Linked DNA regions of Mus musculus: region 2 is linked to region 1. A link is a loop called in an ENCODE intact Hi-C map of the cell type or tissue named here. Cell type or tissue: heart. All regions are shown on one strand. Each heading gives the region's core, and the rest is flanking DNA. Links, peaks and the distances in the headings are about the cores only.

Evidence for each region. A loop is a pair of places that touch in the nucleus more often than their neighbours do. Peaks named below come from ENCODE experiments on the same cell type or tissue, not always from the same donor. Only the 100,000 strongest peaks of a DNase experiment are listed, where the experiment ranks them.
Region 2: it touches region 1 in a loop (2.4-fold over the local background); 1 of 42 quality-filtered maps calls a loop at or near these places.

What each region holds. Positions count from the first base shown.
Region 1 is chr17:26,241,076-26,246,486 of GRCm38, forward strand. It overlaps Fam234a (family with sequence similarity 234, member A), which reads right to left and starts at 3,167. Exons shown (of 13, transcript NM_001206335.1): 1 at 2,931-3,167. In heart, for the core only: CTCF peaks have their summits at 2,456 (motif pointing right), 2,703 and 3,052; a DNase peak (open chromatin) is centred at 3,136; H3K4me3 peaks cover 1,689 bases; H3K27ac peaks cover 1,326 bases.
Region 2 is chr17:26,096,786-26,102,196 of GRCm38, forward strand. It overlaps the pseudogene Gm8186. Among named protein-coding and RNA genes, the nearest start is that of Nme4, 4.0 kb to the left of the region's middle. In heart, for the core only: a CTCF peak has its summit at 2,645 (motif pointing right); a DNase peak (open chromatin) is centred at 4,946; H3K27ac peaks cover 273 bases.

The sequences.
Region 1 (5,411 bases), core at 182-5,181:
GTGAATCCTGGAGCTTTCTTAAATGTTTCCAAAATATCTGCTGGTCATGTTACTCCTTTTACCATTCCAAAATGACTCATCGCCACTTTGGAACAAAGTCAACACCCTGGATAACACCAGGTCTTTCCATCCTTGGTTCCTGTCTGTCTGTCTAGTGTCATCCTTCCCATGTCCCATCGTGCTGTAGCTCTGCACCTGTCCCTTCATCTGCCCTTCCCCCTCTACTTGCTCCTACTGTATCTGTAAAAGCCCAGATGTGCCCAGAATCTACTGGGACATTTCCTATGATGCTTTACAGCATTGTGGCTTAGTTGCCTCTCACACTGCTCTGGGTCCTCTCCACAGAGAGTTCCAGAAACGTAAGAGCACACAATTGTCCTTGCTTCCCCATCCCCCATCATGCCCCGCCCCCCAAGGACAAAGCAGAGTGAGTGGTAGCTGGCAGAAAATAGACTGAGGCACGAACTGAATACATGTCCTTAATGTGGTCATCAGCCTCTCTCGGGAGAGCTATTTACTAGCACATGTGTTCATAAACACATTAGAAAAACCTTACAGGATCAGGTGACTTTAAATGCCAATTGTAAACACAGGATGTCAGTTAGATGACAACACCTATTACCATGCTTTTCTCTGGAAGATTAGTTCTTTCTTTCTTTCTCTCTCTCTTTCTTTAAAAGATTTACTTATTTCATTTATATGTAAGTACACTGTTGCTCTCCTCAGACACCCCAGAAGAGGGCATCAGATCCCATTACAGATGGTTGTGAGACACCATGTGGTTGCTGGGAATTGAACTCAGGACCTCTGGAATAGCAGTCAGTGAGCCATCTCGCCAGTCCTAGTTCCATTTTCTTTTTCTTTCTTTTTTTTTTTTTTTTTTTTGGTTTTTGGCTTTTTGAGACAGGGTTTCTCTGTATAGCCCTGGCTGTCCTGGAACTCACTTTGTAGACCAGGCTGGCCTTGAACTCAGAAATCCACCTGCCTCTGCCTCCCGAGTGCTGGGATTAAAGACGTGTGCCACCACACCCAGCTACCTAGTTCCATTTTCTACAGGGAAGTCTGCTCTTCCAAGTGTCCAACGTCATGCTGGGGTGCTGAATGCTTCCCTTCCCTGGGAAAAGCCCCAGTCATTCTCACAAAGCTAAAGCTCATGTGAATGCGATGTGGAAACTTGTGCTGTAATTACAGGGAGTAGGCACCCTTCCCCCACAGGCATGGTCAGTAGCAGGATTTTAAAATATAATCACAAGGGGCTGGCAAGCTGGTTCACAGGTTCAGTCCCCAGCACTCACGCGGTGGCTCACAACCATCTGTAACTCCAGTTCTGGAGGATCCAACACCCTGTTCTAACCTCCATGGGCACCAGGCATTCCCATGGTGTGTGCATACACACTCTCTCTCTCTCTCTCTCACTCACTCACATTCTCTCTCTTCTCTCTCTCTCTTTTCCAGGCAACAGAGTTATACACATAAATTCTAGAAAAAAAACATAACATTCACAAGCTGGACTTGGTAGCATATATCTGAGACCCTAGTACTTGAAAGAGCAAAGAGGCTCACCTCTGGTTTGAGGCCAGCCTGGTCTATACCATGAGTTCCAGGCCAGCCAGGGATAAAAGCAAAATTTGTCTCAAAAAACTCCATTCCCAAAAGAGAGTTGGGGAGCTGGGGAGGTGAGGAGCTGGGGTGCTAGGTCGGTTAGTAGGGTTCTGGGATGGTGACACAAAATTCCACCACTGGAAGACTTGTGACAAGAGGATTCTCTGGAACCCATATAGAGGAGGGAGAGCCCCTACAGGTCACTGTCCTTGACACACTACACCTACACTCACTCTTGCATGCACACACTCATTTCATAAGCTCTGCTGTACCCACCTCCTATGTACCTAGTAATACAAAAAGAATGTGGAGGGGGGAGTTAGACTTTGCAAACTGGGTCATAATGACAGTGGTTTCTATCACTCCCTATCGCCCCACTTCCCTTACAGATAACTCTTCTGAGGGAAGGCAGATACCAACAGAAAACAATGAGGACTCCTGCCACTGGTCTTTTGAGTCCACTATCTTGGATTTGGATCCCCCAACTTGGCGAGAGTTACTGGGCCATCATCACCCAGGTAGACTGATTCCCTACCCACAGAAAGTGTTGACTAATAAAGGTTGTTTTATTTTGTGCATTTGGGGAAGACCGCATATTGTAGCCCAGGCTTATCTCAAACTCCAAATTCATATGTCTCAGCCTCAACTTCTGGGATTACAGAAATCCACCACCACACCTAGGATAAAGATTGCTAGGATAAACCAATAAACTTCTTGTTTGTTATAAAGCAACATATAAGGAATACAAGGAGGCAATGGAAGGAGTAAGAAAAAACGCCAGTACAGAGAAGAAACAGACAGCTCGGTGTAATGAGGCAGGAAGATTGCTTCCAGTTCAAGGCAGCAGGAGGCGGTGGTGGCCTTAAAAGAACATTAGAACTGTGAGGGTGGAATATGAAGACAACCCCATCACCAACCACTCCTGACCGTACCCACCTCACTGCCTTGGGCCTGAACTTGAAGAACATGAACTGATTCTCACTGATACTAAACACACGGGGCCCAAAGAGCGTTAGGATTTAAGGAACATGTCCACCGGAGCACAAAGTTCCTCTGGTAGGTCAACCCCTGTCGCTCCGGGTCACCACAGCGCCCTCCAGGGAACAGACACGACGGAGCAGAGATTTGTTTGGCCAAGTTGAGCACGCTTGAGGGTGCCAGGCCCTGTGCACTGCTACTCTGGGAGCTCAGGCGGGGCCGACCTTAGCTGTGAGCTGCAAGTGGAGGCGGGACCCGCTCCTGGCCCCCACTAGCTCCGGGCGATCGAACGCAGACGGCTTTGGCCGGAACCAGCTCGCGCGTTAAGAGTTACCTAGTCCGATCCTGACCTGCTCTCGGACCTGTCCGCGAGATCCTGCTCCTCAGCAAGTGGTACAGGACTGGCGAGGCTGGCTCAACTGCGGTCCCTGGAATCCGGGATCCACATCCCCAAGGTTCCCGGGAGGACAGCGGCTGAACAGGAGTACAGACTACGCCGGACAGCAGCGCCCCTCCCCGGCGCACCCCGGTCCGCCCGGCCCCGAGGGCAGCGTGCCACGCCCCCACTGGGCCCACCCAGGAGGCCCGCCCCGCAGTAGGCCCCGCCCCAGAGAGGCTGTGACCCCCCCCCTTAGTTCGGCCCACCTGAACTGTGCGTCACTTCCTGCCAGCGGAAGGGGCGTACCACAGCGATTCCGTTCTGTTGACTGAGTCGGTTGCTTAGCAACACGGCCACTGTGTCCAGTGTTGCCCTTTTCGAGCAGAGAGCCTGTTTGTGCAGGAGCATTTTGGCATGATAATGCTGTGATGGCTTAGGCCTGGTGTTCCCATACTAACCCCAGGAATCCATGAATGGAGACAAGACAGAAGGCCCATGCTAAGGCTTCTTTTTTCTAGCCTGCGTATCTTTCCGATCACTTACTGGCCACGGTATTTTCTTTCCTCAGTGCACACGCAGGCACATAGAGACACACACTACGACAGAAAGGGAAGATCAGAGGACAGTTTTGTAGAGCTGGTTCACTTTCGCCTTTATGTGGGTTCTTGGGATCGAACTTAGGTTACAGGCTTGCACAATAGCTTGGCAAGGACTTTTACTCTCTGAGTAGGCATAAATTTTTTGCAACCTACTTTTTTTTTTTTTTTTTGGTTTTTCGAGACAGGGTTTCTCTGTGTAGCCCTGGTTGTCCTGGAGCTCACTTTGTAGACCAGGCTGGCCTCGAATCAGAAATCTGCCTGTCTCTGCCTCTCCAGTGCTGAGATTAAAGGCGTGTGCCACCATGCCCGGCTGCAACCTACTCTTAATAAGGGTCCAACCTCTCCTCTAGCCTACAACCCAGCAGAGGCAGTGGAAGAGAAAAGTTATTAGGATATGGGTGAAATGGACCGGTTCAGCAATAATTCTTTAGGGGTGAGCTAGATCTTCTTGGGCAGCAGTTCAGTCCCATAGCAAACACCAAGTACAATTCAGCAGCTGCAGACCAGTCCTCTAGGGGGGCAGACACCAGACACTAACCACCAGCTGCAGTCCAGTCCTCTAGGGGGGCAGACACCAGACACTAACCAGCAGCTTCAGTCCAGTCCTTTCAGCAAGCAGACACCAGGCAGCTGTAGTTAAATCCTGAAGAAACTTCTAGATTTGCCAACCAGCCTGATGTGAGGCCGCAGAAGCTGCAAGCTGCCATAGGAACCTCACAAGCAGTTCTTTGGATAATTTCTCTCAATGGCAGTGTTACCACAAGGTGAGCTCAACAATGCTATGTAAGGCGAACAAATACATGCGTGTCTTTAGCAAAGAATAGCAAGGCAGAGCAAACCAAATCTCAGTGCTCCTCTCCCACTGTCTGTGGGGTCACATTTATACTCCTTTATCAAGAGTCCTTACACGTGTCTGCTATATCCAACAAGCATCCTTTCACTTGTGTCTGCTTCAGGAAAACAGTCTTTTATGTGTTTGCTTTATCAAGACATCCTTTCAGCTAGGCAGTGGTGGCGCACGCCTTTAATCCCAGCACTTGGGAGGCAGAGGCAGGCGGATTTCTGAGTTTGAGGCCAGCCTGGTCTACAGAGTGAGTTCCAGGACAGTCAGGGCTACACAGAGAAACCCTGTCTCAAGAAAAATGAAAAAAATAAAAAATAAAAAAGACATCCTTTCATCCGTGTGTCTCAGCAAACCATCATTTGGCATAGCTAACTTTCTAAAGAACTAGAAGTTTCCTCTTGGTGTGCCATTACACTGATTTTATATAGTGCTGTTAATCTAACTCAGAGCTTTGTGGTTGGTAGATAAGCGCCTTACCAATTCAGGTACAACCCTAGCTGCTGCTGCTTCTTCTTCTTCTTCTCCTCCTCCTCCTCCTCCTCCTCCTCCTCCTCCTCCTCCTTCTTCTTCTTCTTCTTCTTTAAGATGGAGTTCTTATTTAGCCCAGGTCAGCCTTGCATTTTTTTTTACATATTTAAGGCTAGTTTTAAACTCCTGTTTTTCCTGCCTCTATCATTTGGTGGGATTATAGGCCTGCAACACTACACTTAGTGATCTGAAGGTTGGGGAAGGTTATGGGAGCTTAACCCATGGCCCAGTGTATGTTAGGCAAACACTCTTATCACTGTCACTGATAAGACCCAACCCTCAATACACTTTAAATTGTTAATCTATTTATTGCTGATGGTGCAGTCTTATTACTGTGGATAATTACTCATTACTGTGTGTCCTGGAACTCACTCTGTAGACCAGGCTGGCCTCAAACTCAGAGATCCTCCTGCCTCTGCCTCCCAGGTGTCGGGATTAAAGGCATGCGCCACCACTGTCCAGCTGAGAGAATGTCTTGCTA
Region 2 (5,411 bases), core at 186-5,185, 140 kb before region 1:
CTCTGTAGACCAGGCTGGCCTCAAACTCAGAAATCTGCCTGCCTCAGCCTCCCGAGTGCTGGGAGTAAAGGCATGCGCCACCACCGCCCGACTTCTCACTGTGTATCTTGCTGGCCTGGAACTAGCTATGTAAACCAAGCTGACTTTGAACTCACAGAGTTCTATTTAAATACCAAGATTAAAAGCATTGCCAGGGCTGGAGAGATGACTCAGTGGTAAAGGACACTGACTGCTCTTTCTGAGTTCAATTCCCAGCAACCACATGGTGGCTCACAATCACAATGGGATCTGATGCCCACTTCTGGCATGCAGGCATACACAAAATAAAATTTTAAAAATCTTTAAAAAGAAGGGGAAAAAAAAAAAAAGCATTGCCAGCCGGGCGGTGGTGGCGCACGCCCTTAATCCCGGCACTTGGGAGGCAGAGGCAGGCAAATTTCTGACTTTGAGGTCAGCCTGGTCTACAGAGTGAGTTCCAGGACAGCCAGGGCTACACAAAGAAACCCTGTCTCAGAAAACAAAAACAAAAACAAACAAACAAACAAAAGCATTGCCACTAATCTAGCAGTGGTGCAGCACTCTGGTTGGGTTTTTTGTTTTTTGTTTGTTTGGTTGGTTTGGTTTTTCCAGGCAGGGTTTCTCTGTGTAGCCCTGGCTGTCCTGGAACTCACTCTGTAGACCAGGCTGGCCTCCTCTGCATCTGGAACACTGCAATTAAAGGCTTGCACTGGCACTGACCTGCTAGTGGCGCTCGCCTTTAATCCCAACACTCAGGAGGCAGAGGCAGGTGGGTATCTGTGAGTTTGAGTCCAGCCTGGTCTACAGAGTGAGTTCCAGGACAGCCAGGGCTACACAGAAAAGCACCTGTCTTGAAACAAACAAACAAACAAACAAAATAATAATGATAAAGAAATAAGGGGAAAAAAGCCATCGCCACTACACTCAGCTGTTTTTCTTTTTATTTTATTTACCTATTGATTTATCCATGAAGTGTATGTGTAGTGTATGCACATGTGTATGAGTGTGTATGAATGTGTGTGTGATGTATGTATGAGTGTGTATGAATGTGTGTGATGTATGCACATGTGTATGAGTGTGTATGAATGTGTGTGTGATATATGTATGAGTGTGTATGAATGTGTGTGATGTATGTACATGTGTATGAGTGTGTATGTGTAGTGTATGCACTGTATATGTATGTAACATGTGTGTATGTGTAATCTATGTACATGTATATATGTGTGTGCTATATGTGTGTGTATGAGTGTTCCTGTCTGATGTGTGTGGTGTATGTACATGTGTATATGTGTGTGATATAGGTGTGTGTATGAGTGTACATGTGTGATATAGGCACATGTGTATGTCTCTGCACAAAGGCCAGAAGAAGTCATTGGCTGTCCTTCCCCATCACTTTCCACCTTATTCTTTGTGGTAGAGCATCTCCCAGAACCTCGAGCTCTTGTTTCTTGTAGGAAACTGACAGTGAGCAACCCCTCAATCCTCCTGTCCTCACTACATCATTGGTTTTGCAGTCATTCTCTGGTCCATGACTGGGCTGTTCCAGACTCAGTGCAGCAAGCATTCTTCTTTTTTTTTTTTTTTTTTTTTTTTTGGTTTTTCAAGACAGGGTTTCTCTGTATAGCCCTGGCTGTCCTGGAACTCACTTTGTAGACCAGGCTGGCCTCAAACTCAGAAATCTGCCTGCCTCTGCCTCCCGAGTGCTGGCATTAAAGGCATGCGCCACCACGCCCGGCTGCAGCAAGTGTTCTTAAGCATTGAGCCAGATATCCACCATCTATTGCTACGATTGTTGCTGTTCAGACAGGATTTCTTATAGCCCAAGCCGTCCTCAGACTCATCATGTAGATAAACTGATCTTCCTCCTGAATTTCCCATGTACTGGCATTACAAGCAAGGGTCACCACACCAGGTCTGTGCCTTGCTGAAGTTCAAACCCAGTGCCCGAACATGCTAGACAAGTTTTCTACCATCCCCAGATCTATTTATTTATTTATTTATTTTGAGGTGAGTTTTAACCTGTAGGTTATCCTGACAGCCCTTGATTTTATTTTATTTTTTTTTTTTTGAGTATCACAAAAGTTTATTTAGTAAAAAGTTCCATATGAAAATGTACATGACCTAATTCTACATCACAATCAAACAGGCCTTTGAGGAGGGATGTGGACACTGCTTGCTGAGCACAGGTCAGACTCTTTCCAAGGCTTCTAACATGATGATGCTGTTTCCTCGGATGACCACCATGCCAATGTTGTTCTGTTGCCCACTGGTTGCCATCTCCACACACTCGTCAATCACAAGGTTCATAAAGGGATCAAAGCCCCGCAGTATTCCTTGGACATGCCTGCCACCGTTTAACTTCAATGATAACTTCTTGTCCATAAACTTCTTCAGCTCGGGAGGGTGGGCTTTGCTCATGGCGACTCCTCTGCGGGCTCGGCACAACGGCGAAGGCAGCCCTTGATTTTAAAATCTTACTCCCCCACCACAAAAAAAAAAAAAATCTTCCCAAATGTTGGGAGCGCTGGCTTGCACCACCAGGCAAGACTCCACATTGATTCTATTATTATTAATTTTTTTTAAAGATTTATTTGTTTATTTTATGAATGTTCTATCTGCATGTACACCTGCAAGCCAGAAGAGGGCATCAGATCACATTATAGATAGTGGTGAGACACCATGTGGTTACTCTTAACCACTAAACCAAACCATGTCTCCAGGTCTCCAGCCCTCTTATTGTTAATTTTTTTTTTTGGTGGGGGGTTACGAGACAGGGTTTCTCTGTGTAGCTCTGGCTGTCCTGGAACTCACTTTGTAGACCAGGCTGGCCTCAAACTCAGATATCTGCCTGCCTCTGCCTCCCAAGTGCTGAGATTAAAGGTGTGAGCCACCAAGCCTGGCGGTAATTATTATTCTTACTTTTAATTAATTTTTTATTTATGTGTACATTTTGTACCTGCATGAGTTTGTGTACCTCACATACATGTAGGTGTCCCAGGAGGCCAGAGATTATCAAGTTATAGCTACCATCCCAGGTCCACTGTGGAGTAGTAAATACTACTGAGTTTTTCTTCCTTTCTCTTTCTCTCTTAGACTTCTTTCTTTCTTTCTTTCTTTCTTTCTTTCTTTCTTTCTTTCTTCCTTTCTTTCAGATTTATTTATTTTATATATGTGAGTACACTGTCACTGTCTTCAGACACACCATGTGGTTGCTGGGAATTGAACTCAGGACCTCTGGAAGAGCAGTCAGTGCTCTTAACCGCTGAGCCACCTCTCCAGCTCCCCTGTACTGATTCTTAAGGTTAACTGGGCTGTTTGAGTTGGTCGATTAATGCCTTTCTTCAAGTCTGAAAAATAAAGGTATTTTAACCAATACTTTTTTCTGTCTCAGTCTCTTTCATACTCTCCGGGAACTCTAATTTCCCTTTAGCCCTCTTTCTGCCCTACTAAAGTTACTACTGGAAGTATGTAAAACATGCAGGAATGAGGGCTGCTTCTATGTAGAAGGTCCAGGGTGTCACTCCTGCCTGCCAGGTCGGGTTACTTGCTGCCAGGCACCAAACTGAGCCTTCAAGCCACAGCACAAGGCATGACAAAGCCCTCCCTGCACTGCTTGGAATGGGGCAGAGACACTCAGCACAGACCTTACCCCAGGCTCTCCACAGGCCAGAATGTTTACTTGAAGTTGTTGGCCTGCACTTTCTGGTTCATTGGTACCCAAGATCCAAGACCAGATGGGTTTTTGCTGTTGTTGTTTTGTATTTGTTTTGTTTTGTTTTGTTTTTGTTTTTGTTCACTTCATGGTTAATCTTGTTAGTCAGTGTAATAGGATCACAAATGATCTAAGAGACAAGCCCACTGGTCTGGTCTGTGAATCACTGCTAGGAAGGATTAACTGATAGGGAAGACCCTCCCTCAGAGTGGCAGCACCATAGTTGGGGGGAGGTGGCTGGGGGTGGTTGGGGGGGGGGGCAAATATAGAAAGGTCAGAGGCAAGAGCTGGGCTGCTTACTGGGCCTTTAATCCCAGCACTTGAGAGGCAGAGGTAGGTGGATCTTTGAGTTTGAGGCCAACCTGATCTACAGAGTGAGTTCCAAGACAGCCAGGGCTACACAGAGAAACCCTGTCTCAGAAATCCAAACCCAAAAAACCAAAAGACTCCCTCAAATCGTAGATTGTTATAAATGGGAAGTGGTGGTGCCATACCGCATAGCGACAGGGATTAGCTAGATGAACAAAGATGGGCAAAGGAGAGCAGTGATTGACCCAAAGTGAGTAGAAAATGGAGATGGAGAGTGGGATGGGGTGGCATGGGGTAGGGGGCTGGGGGCTCCCTGAGGACCTGAGCTCAGTTCTCAGCATCCACATAAAGGTAGAAGGTGACAACTGGCAAGGTTGTCCAGTGGCCTCCACAAGTCTACTGTGGCATTCACCAAACTTGTCCACATCATGTGCACGCACACACATGCACATACTACTACTACTACTACTACATATATATATGGAGAGAGAGACACAGAGAGAGAGAGAGAGATGTGTCAATCCTTGCTTAGCATAAACTGGTAAGTCTTTATGGTTGATTAGAACTTGGCTCAGTGTGGAGTAATCCTCCTGCCTCAGTCTTCTAAGTATGGGGATTGCAGATATGTACTGTCATACCCTGAGCTACCACTTAGATGAGTCTAGAGAATGACTGGAGGAAAAGGGCGAAGCAGCCCATAGCTTCATGTTGAAATCCTTTCCCTTTGTGACTGGCATCAGGGGAGCAGTGGCCACTCTGGAGCAGGAGGCGGGGAGGTGGGGAGGCGGGGAGGCAGGGAGGCGGGGAGGCAGGGAGACAGGGAGGCAGAGAGGCAGGGAGGCAGGGAGGGAGGGAGGCAGGCAGGCAGGCAGGCAGGCAGGCATGCATGCAGAGTGCTGACTCACATGCTCAGAGGCAGGAGGCCCTGTGCACAGGGAAAACTGCTGACTACAGTTGTGCTCAGATCACCACAAGCAGTTTTAAATTTGGAATTTGCTGTTATTTCTCTCAGTAAGCAAAACCTGCCCACCCAGAGAGATCTTCCCAGAAATGGGTGCTTTATTTTTTTTTTTTCAAGACAGGGTTTCTCTGTGTAGCCCTGACTGTCCTGGAACTCACTCTGTAGACCAGGCTGGCCTCGAACTCAGAAATCTGCCTGCCTCTACCTACCAAGTGCAAAAAAAAAAAAATTTTTTTTTTTAATTTTAAGATTTATTTAATTGATCTAAGTGTTTTGCCTGGACATATGTCTGTACACCACATGTGTGCCTGGTGTCCGAGGAAGTGGTGAACCTCCACATGTGAGCAAAATACCCATACACTTAAAATAAAAATTAAAGAAAAAAACAAAGGAAAGAAAGATGGGAGTGGC